Linked DNA regions of Homo sapiens: region 2 is linked to region 1. A link is an interaction called in ENCODE POLR2A ChIA-PET data of the cell type or tissue named here. Cell type or tissue: IMR-90. All regions are shown on one strand. Links, peaks and the distances in the headings refer to the core of each region. The heading gives the core; the rest is flanking DNA. Region 1 overlaps MAP7 (microtubule associated protein 7). Region 2 overlaps BCLAF1 (BCL2 associated transcription factor 1).

Region 1 (4,366 bases), core at 367-4,366:
CTCCAGCCTGGGCAACAGAGTGAGACCCTTCTCAAAAAAGGAAAAAGAAAGTAAACTATTTATTCAATCAGGCAAAAAAAAAGCAAAGTGTTAAAAAGCAATAGAAAGGTTGGATTTACATTAGCATTGTTTTACAATTTGAGAAGACAAACTGACTTGCTAACAATGTTCAAGCAGTTGGTATTACTGAGACTAAGGTTAATTTGTTGAGCATTGAACAAGTTTTGAAGCTTGCACACATATGTATATGCTGCAATGAAATAAAATGAATGGTAAAATTAGTTTAGCACTCATTTGATGCATAGGCATTATTTGGCTACATTGTAAAGCATAATAATAAGCCTATAACAGAGAGTGGTAATCTAAGACAAACCATAGAAGATTAAGTATTTGGGGCCAATTAAGTATATCTCAAAAATAAATCCAAGATATTAAGCATGAATTCATAAGGATCAAGATGAGGTCAGAGGCAGATTTAAGGGGCAAAGATAAGAAGATCGGTCTTCAAAAATTTACATATGAAATTATGCAAGGGCTTTAGGAGGCTGGAATATCTAGAAAGTGTGCGAAATGGCTTAATGAGAAAAACACAGGACCAGAGATTAAGAGATCGTGCATTTAGCCTCAACTATCTCTCAGTAGTTGTGTGACTTTGTGCAAATCATTTACTCCCCCCTCCAAATTATAATCCCCTCATCTTTGAGGCAAAGGTCCTCATAAGTGGTACTCTATCAGATGAATATAAAAATGCCTGCAGCAGAAATCATTAAATGTGTAGAACTGCTGCTGATGATGATTTATTTCTATTAATGATGATCTGTTGTAATTGATAAATTGTTCTATTTGATAATTTTCATAACAAAATGACAGATTTAAAATTTTTTTGTTGTTGTTTAGAGACAGGGTCTTACTCCATAGCCCAGGCTGGAATGCAGTGGTGCCATCATAGCTCACTGAAGCCTCAAACTCCTGAGCTCAAGTGATCCTCCCACCTCGACTGCCAGAGTAGCTTGGACTACTGGTGCGTGCCACCACACACAGCTAATTTTTTTCTTTTGTAGAGACGGGGGTCTTGCTATGTTTACCAGGCTAGTCTTGAACTCCTGGCCTTGAGCAGTCCTCCCATCTCGGCCTCCCAAAGCGCTAGGATTACAGGCATGAGCCACTGTGCCTGACCTAGATTTTTTAAAATAAGAATTTAAGGTACAAATACACCACAATTTATTATTTTTGTTAGTAATGATGTGACTCACCAGTCTGATTTTTTTAATTGTAGATTTATAAAATTATTCATTATAAAACATTTTGGTTTTCCTAATAATGTGTTTTCCAGTTTTAAGACTAACTTATTTCTATTTTTATTTTTCAAATTCCTTAGCACTCCCGATTTGGAAAAACAACCAAATGAAAATGGTGTATCTGTTCAGAATGAAAATTTTGAAGAAATTATAAACTTACCCATTGGATCTAAACCATCCAGATTAGATGTCACCAACAGTGAGAGCCCAGAAATTCCTTTGAATCCAATTTTGGCCTTTGATGATGAAGGGACACTTGGGCCCCTGCCTCAGGTAGATGGTGTTCAGACACAGCAGACTGCAGGTAAGCTTGCCTCCAACTCCCTTCTGTAGTCATCAGAAATATCTGACACCCAGGAGGACACGAACTGCTGCCTTCTACAGTATGATTGTGGTAACACTTTGTTCTTCAAAGGACCAAGTAAGCCACAGTGGAAGAGATTGTGCCTGGCTCATAGAAATTGAATTTTGAGTTGGATTGGACAACTTCTAAGGCCTCTCCTATTCTCTCAGTCAGTGCAGAAGTCCAGTCCGCAGCACCCAGTGGGTGTCTGTCAGCCTCTCTGCACAGAGCAGCACCCATTACCCGACATCATGCATGCTCAGAATATGCTTTGTAGAAAGACAGGGCTGTCTCCCCATAATTTTGGACCATCCGGCCTAGTGCTGCCCACTAGAGAAAGATCTGAGTTTTTTCCATCTTTCTGAGGTCTTCATGTATTTGAAGACTGCCATCATGTTCTCCCACCATTTTTCTCTTATTTGGGTTTGGCAACCTGGGTAATAAATTATTGTCCTTTCAAAATGTGACATGATGGATAGTTACGATTTAGGTGATGAAACCAGTACTCACACTGAGTCTAAAGATCTTAACTTGTTAAATGATTTTGTTGCTGTTGAAACTGCCTGTGACTTTCTTATACAATGTCTCTTTGACCCACACTTGACCTGAAGTCTTTGTGCAAAAAGAACAATCAGGACCCAAAGAAAGAAGACATAATATCAAATATTACTAACTCAGTGGTCATAGCAGCTCAGCAACGCAATCCCATCAGTCTCAGGAATTAGCAAGATAATCTGTGCTCCCTGTCTCTTCAAACCTGTTTCAATTTTGTTGACTTCTCTTCCCTGAAGATGACTGTCATGTATTGACCAGCATCTCTTTATATTTCTACAAAAAGAACTGGCCAAATTCAGGATAACTAAATGGAGACAATACAGAATTATTTGTGGGCAAATTGTTTTGCCTTCTAGATTCAATCAGTGAATCTGTAATAAATCAACTTTTAATTCGGTGTGATAACCAATGTGAGCCACCCATCCAAATGAAGCTACTCTTCTTTTCTCCTCTAGTGTACTGACCTTGGAAGTGGAACCTCACTTTAGTGAACTCCACTTTTCTAGGATTTGAAGGGAGGTTGTAAGGGCCCTCCCCTGTCTGACTTTCTGATTCTTAAGCCTTTGGGAACAATCCGACTAATGGTATGTTGATGGAAACATGCCCAGTGCAGCTTCCTACTCATGTTACAGATTTACAGGAAGGGAAAGAACTTCCAGATGATTTATCAACATTTATTTAACCTCCAACATATGTTTAGAACCCTAAGCATCAGATACTGAGGATACAAGAGAAATGAATGTTTAAACCCCTAACCGAGAAAAGTACAATCTGTGTATGCCACTTGGAAAAATGAAGGCTGTGGCCTAAGCTGATGTAAAGAAAAGAACATATGTTTCCTATGAGTAACAGAATTCACTTAAATATAAGACTGTGAATCCTAACAGAATTGCCTATTCTTATATAAGTGTATATAACAGTATAGTAAGTTTTAGAAATTTAAGGTATTACTATGGTATTCTTGAAATAAGATTTTAGATAAATGTCATATTAATCTTGTTCTTTTTCTGTCTCTTCATGTAGAAGTTATATGAGTGTTTCTTCTGAAGAACCAAAGCTGAAATTTAATGAGAATTTCTACAATTAATGGAATTCCTTTCCTGCTATAAAGGAGCATCCCCTCCACCCGTTTTCTAGAGTTCTTGACCATCATTTTGAAAAGATTTATTAAAACTAGCTAAAGACAACAGACTGGATAGCTTTTCTAATAATTTTCATCAATAGGAAAAAAGAAATACGTCTCATTCTTCAATACTTTAAAATGGCTTTTTCCAGTGTGCTCCTTCTTAGCAATCAATATTTTTCTGCATTCTTTAAAAGACAAGAGAATTTGGTTATAAAAGAAATGGGCTGACTAGGCATGATTTTTTTGGTCTTAAAAGCTTAACATGTAAAATTGGCAAAAAAAATTTTTTACCTTTTATAATACTTGAAAAATAAGTACCTCTTTGTTCTACAAGTAGAATGAATAGGAGAAGAGTTTAAGCCTGTTTTTTTAAAATATTATTGCAAAGAGCTCTATTTGTAGAAGCAAATTATAGGCAGATTACCAGGTTCTTATAAATACAGCTTGTACATGGACATTCTGCAAACCCAGCTGTCACATTTTTCTTGCAACTCCTTTTGCAAAAGCAGACTAAAATGTTTTAAAATGTGAAAAAACATTATTTTTTCAAAGCAAGAAAATAATTTACTGCCCTCTTACATAATGTATTTATAAAGTTTTTCCAGATAAACTAATCAAATAAATTAGAATAATGTGACAACATTACAAATTTAATTTGTTAGCTGCATTCCTTCTGATGTTACCACGATAGAATGTTACTGATGATTCAGGGCTATTTCTGAAGTCTGTATGTTGCTGCTGTCCCCAGTGATGGTGGACTTATCTTTGCCTTACCTGATCACAAATTATGTTGGGGAAAATAAAGATTTAATATTTCTTTAAATAGAAAAAGAATTTGGTTTTGCTCGTTTAAGAGCAATGAGAAAATGATGGAATGTTGACTGTGTTTGGCACACAGGACACGGACCTTCATGGAAGTCCTTGCTCTGCGTGGCATCTGTCAGCTTTTCACCTTTCATTCTTATTCTTCACTTTTGCTGCTGAGCCTAGCTGTACAAACTTGCACTTTCATTTGCTAATATAAATTCAGTTTTATTTTACCAT
Region 2 (4,404 bases), core at 238-4,237, 60 kb after region 1:
GCGATTCTCGTATCTCAGCCTCCCAAGTAGCTGGGACTACAGGCGCCGGCCCGCCACCATGTCCTGCTAATTTTTTTTTTTTTTCTTGAGACACAGTCTTGCTCTGTCGCCAAGGCTGGTGTGCAGTGGCGTGATCTTGGCTGACTGCAACCTCTGCCTCCCAGGTTGAAGTGATTCTTGTGCTTCAGCCTCCCCAGTAGCTGGGATTACATGGGATTACAGGTGCACACCACAAAGGCCGGCTAGTTTTTCTGTTTTTGAGATGGAGTCTTGCTCTGTCACCCAGGCTGGAGTGCAGTGGCATGATCATGGCTCACTGCAACCTCCACCTCATGGGTTCAAGCGATTCTCCTGCCTCAGCCTCCAGAGTAACTGGGATTACAGGCGCCTGCCACCACGCCCGTCTAATTTTTATATTTTTAGTAGAGACGGGGTTTTGGCATGTTGGCCAGGCTGGTCTCGAACTCCTGACCTCGGGTGATCCGCCCGCCTCGCCCTCCCAAAGTGTTGGGATTACAGGTGTAAGCCACCGCACCCAGCCCATTTTATTAAGCATGTCTAGAAAGACTTCTAAATGATGCTGATTAATGCTGTATCAAAAATATTAGGTAACCTTACATGCAAGAATCATTTTAAGTAAACGTGGTTAGCTTGCAGAAAGGCTGCCTAAACAAGGGTTACCAATAATGATGGCTAATGCTAGATTGTATACCACGGGCCAAACATTAAACTAAGCTGTTTACATGCCTTACTTAGTTCATTTAACCCTGTACTTGTAAGGAAGTACCATTAGTAGTCTTTAAAACAACAACAACAAAAAAACACCTGCAGAATTTGAAGCTGACAGATGAAGGTAACTTGTTCAGTGTTGGGCAGCTAGTTAATGGCTGAGCCAGGAATTGAATCTAGACTACTGGAATAATAGTCATGGGCTATATTTTTAGGATTTGAAAAGATGGAAATAGCATTACTTTGTTTACAACAATCTGGGGACCAAACTCCTTGAGCCTGCTAAAATGAAGACTGGGATCAAGTATGCTTGAAATAGTAATCTTAAAGAATTCATTTTGGGTGGCTTTGTCTTGGGTATTTTGTTGAACCCAGTTACCTTGATCATTTTTTTTCTTTTTTTGAGACAGCCTCTCTCTTGCCCAGCCTGGAGTGCAGTGGTGCAATCTTGGCTCACTGCAACCTCCGCCTCCTGGGTTCAAGTGATTCTCCTGCCTCAGCCTCTGGAGTACCTTGGGACTATGGGCGTGCACCACCACGCCTGGCTGATTTTTGTATTTTTAGTAGAGACGGGGTTTCACCATGTTGGCCAGGCTGGTCTCAAACTCCTAACCTCAGGATCCGCTCACCTCGGCCTCCCAAAGTGCTGGGATTACAGGCGTGAGCCACCATTCCTGGCCTGATAAATTGTTTTCTAGCTGGTTTCTGATCACTTATGTTCTAGCTGGTCATTATGTATTATTTCATGAAAGATAGGCTCTGTTTAGATATTTAAGAACCTTATTTTTAAAAATAAAACCTGCTTTATTTTATCCTGTGTTCCTCATTGGTTGGTCTGTCAATTGGCTAAAGATACATATGGCAATTTATTCCTTATTTCTGTATACAAGTGGGAATCTATTAACAAATGATCTTGGTTGTAATAAAGGGAAGATTAATTTGGCATTTTCAGTTTTGTATTTGGGTTTTGGAAACATCAAGCACCTTTTAGGGTATTGAAGAGAGAGCACCGGATTTGGAGTCAGGAGATTTCAGTCAAATTTTGGATTAACCATTTACACTCCGACTGTGGGCACGAAAAACGGCAAACACATCTTTTGTTTTCTCCCCCAAACTTGTCCTCCCAGATGCTTGAATCTAAAACCTAGAATTTAAGGGCACTAGTGATTTTTCATTTTTCCTCACTCTCTGTACTTCACACCCCTAACAATCCATTAACAAGTCATTTTGACAAACCACATCTTGGATTTGCCTCTTTTTTTCATTGCTGTTTATTTTTTATATAGCAGCCATCTTAAAATGTAAATCAGATGAGTGACTCACCCAAGCAAAAACCCTGCAAGGGTTTCTCAACCGAGTAAAATCCTGATCCCTTTTGATGATCTACTAGATGCTATTTCATCTGGTCCATTCCTCCTCCTGCTGCCCTATTTCATACCCTCAACTCCTTGATCACGTTGTCTCAACCTTCTTATTGGTCTTTCTGTCCTGAATTTGCTAAGTTTGTGTCCTCTGCCTAGTATGGTCTTCCCTCTGTGAATCTTTGCAGTGTTCCCTGTCTTTAGGCCCAAATGTTACCTCCTTAAAGAGGGCCCAAGGATCCACCTAAGTAAGTAGTCCCCCTGCCCACCTCCTCTGCATGTTAACTTGTACTTTTCCCCCCCCTCCAATGTGGCACTTGCCACTATTTGATTTTTTCCTTGTTTTCTGTCTTCCCCTCTCTGAAAGCTTCAAGAGAGTAGGGAGCTTAAGTCTTAACTTAAAATGCTGTATTCCCAACGTTAGAATAGTAGTGCCTGGCATGTAAGGCACTTATCTCAAGTTATCTGGAAAGTTTAGGGTTCTCTGTATTTGAAAGATGGGATTAATATGTAGCTCATGAGATTATCAGGATCAAATATGACATTATTTTATTTACTTTAAGTCACCTAGCACAGTTCTTGGCACATGGTTGGTATTTAGATGTTTAGTTTACTATGATTTGTTGCTGATAACTGTTCTCGATTTGGTTTTTGGAAGGCAGGGACCACTTACATAGATACATTTCCTATAGTAATTAGCATTGTGCTTTGTATATAGACTTTCATTTTTTAAAAATTAGTTGAACTAATCAGTCTTTGATACTGACTTATTTATTGTGTGTTACATTTTGTGTATTATTTGAGTTATTGGTGTGGATACTTGAATATATTTATAGATTGTGAACAGGAATGTATATCCACTGGTCTAACAGCCTGTATTCCCTGTTCTGTCAGTTTTTTATATCTAGTGTTTATTTTCTTTGAACTTCAAAATACCATGACGGAGTAAAGAGATCTGGCAGTTGGGTCTTCTCTGGATATATATATATATATATATATATATATACACACACACACACATATATATGTATATATATATATAAATTAGCCTTTTGGAATTGTTTAGGGAAGTGTTAGCTAAAATGAGCCTTGTACCACTTCTAGGAGTGAATCAGTAGTAATGACTTTCCAGGTCAGAATAGTTTTATGACAGTACTCCAGTTTAGAAGATTGCCATTTTTTTCTCTGGCCACTTGGGGTTTTGATATTTTAAAAACTAAACTTATATGTCCTTTAGAAATCCTTTGTTTTTGTACCCAATCTTGCTTGGCTTTTTGACTTTGCTACTTTTTTAGTGTTTCCCTTAATAGGTTCCGATTCCTCCTTCCTAGGCTGAACCTCAAATCTCTCCCCAGTTGGAGGGCCATGGATATTTTAGGAGACGCTATTCTTGATTCACCAGTTTAATGTTACCATTTCTTCTTTGTATTTCCAGTCTCGTTTTATTTTTAAAATTGGATCTTGGTAAGAGTTACAGATTTCCATTTAAACTTGTTCATGAATTCTTTGAGTGCTGATGTATATTAATCTTGTATTCCTTAGTTTCTGTTCGCCTGGTGCTTTTGACTATCCTTTGCACATACTTGATGTGAATATACATAAAGCTAAACTTTTCAGTATTGGTAACTTGAATATTTTGTGCAAAGTTTATTTACAGATTAATGATAAATTATTTTAGGAAGAATATTGACTTTCAGTAGATAAAAGTTTCATTGCTGACTGTTCTTTTATTTGAATGTAGACGTATCAAGATGCTTTTAGGCACAGAATTTAAAGTTACTATGATGGCTGTTAACGTGGATTTAAAAATCAGTTTCACATGAAACTAAATTGTGTGAAAGGAAGTACCAAAAGAGAATAAGTAGCAGAGCATTAAACTCATATTTTAGATGTTATAAAGTAGAGCATTATGAAAATTAACTACAGATTACCTTTTTTTTTTTTTTTTTTTTTTTTTTGAGATGGGGTCGTGCTGTGTTGCCAAGGCTAGAGTGTGTTGCCAAGGCTAGTCACAGGTGTGATCACAGTGCATTGCAGTGTCAAACTCCTGGGCTCAAGTGATCCTTCTGCATCAGCCTCCCAAGTAGCTGGGACTACAGGCTTGTGCTACCTTGCCCCGCTACCAAGATGGCATTATGTTAGCTACGTTGGAATTTTCTGATGGAACGACATATCATATGTTTTTTAAGGCTCAAATTACTAAAATTAGAATTCAAGTAGTTAAAAAGATGCTGTCAGTTTCATGATACGCTACTGCATTGTGGTTTACAAAAAAGTTGAATTTTAAGCTTTTACGGTTAAAAGTTTCCTATTT

What was found. ChIA-PET counts read pairs that join two places held together with the same protein. Peaks named below come from ENCODE experiments on the same cell type or tissue, not always from the same donor. Only the 100,000 strongest peaks of a DNase experiment are listed, where the experiment ranks them.
Region 2: POLR2A ChIA-PET joins it to region 1 with 5 read pairs; 9 of 35 experiments call an interaction of 5 or more read pairs at or near these places.

What each region holds. Positions count from the first base shown.
Region 1 is chr6:136,343,092-136,347,457 of GRCh38, reverse strand. It overlaps MAP7 (microtubule associated protein 7), which reads left to right. Exons shown (of 18, transcript NM_003980.6): 17 at 1,379-1,602; 18 at 3,220-4,366. The coding sequence ends at 3,230. Among named protein-coding and RNA genes, the nearest start is that of BCLAF1, 55 kb to the right of the region's middle. In IMR-90, for the core only: no CTCF peak of the experiment used is centred there; a DNase peak (open chromatin) is centred at 2,807.
Region 2 is chr6:136,282,823-136,287,226 of GRCh38, reverse strand. All of the region lies in intron 1 of BCLAF1 (BCL2 associated transcription factor 1), which reads left to right. Among named protein-coding and RNA genes, the nearest start is that of BCLAF1, 4.8 kb to the left of the region's middle. In IMR-90, for the core only: no CTCF peak of the experiment used is centred there; a DNase peak (open chromatin) is centred at 2,066; H3K27ac peaks cover 401 bases.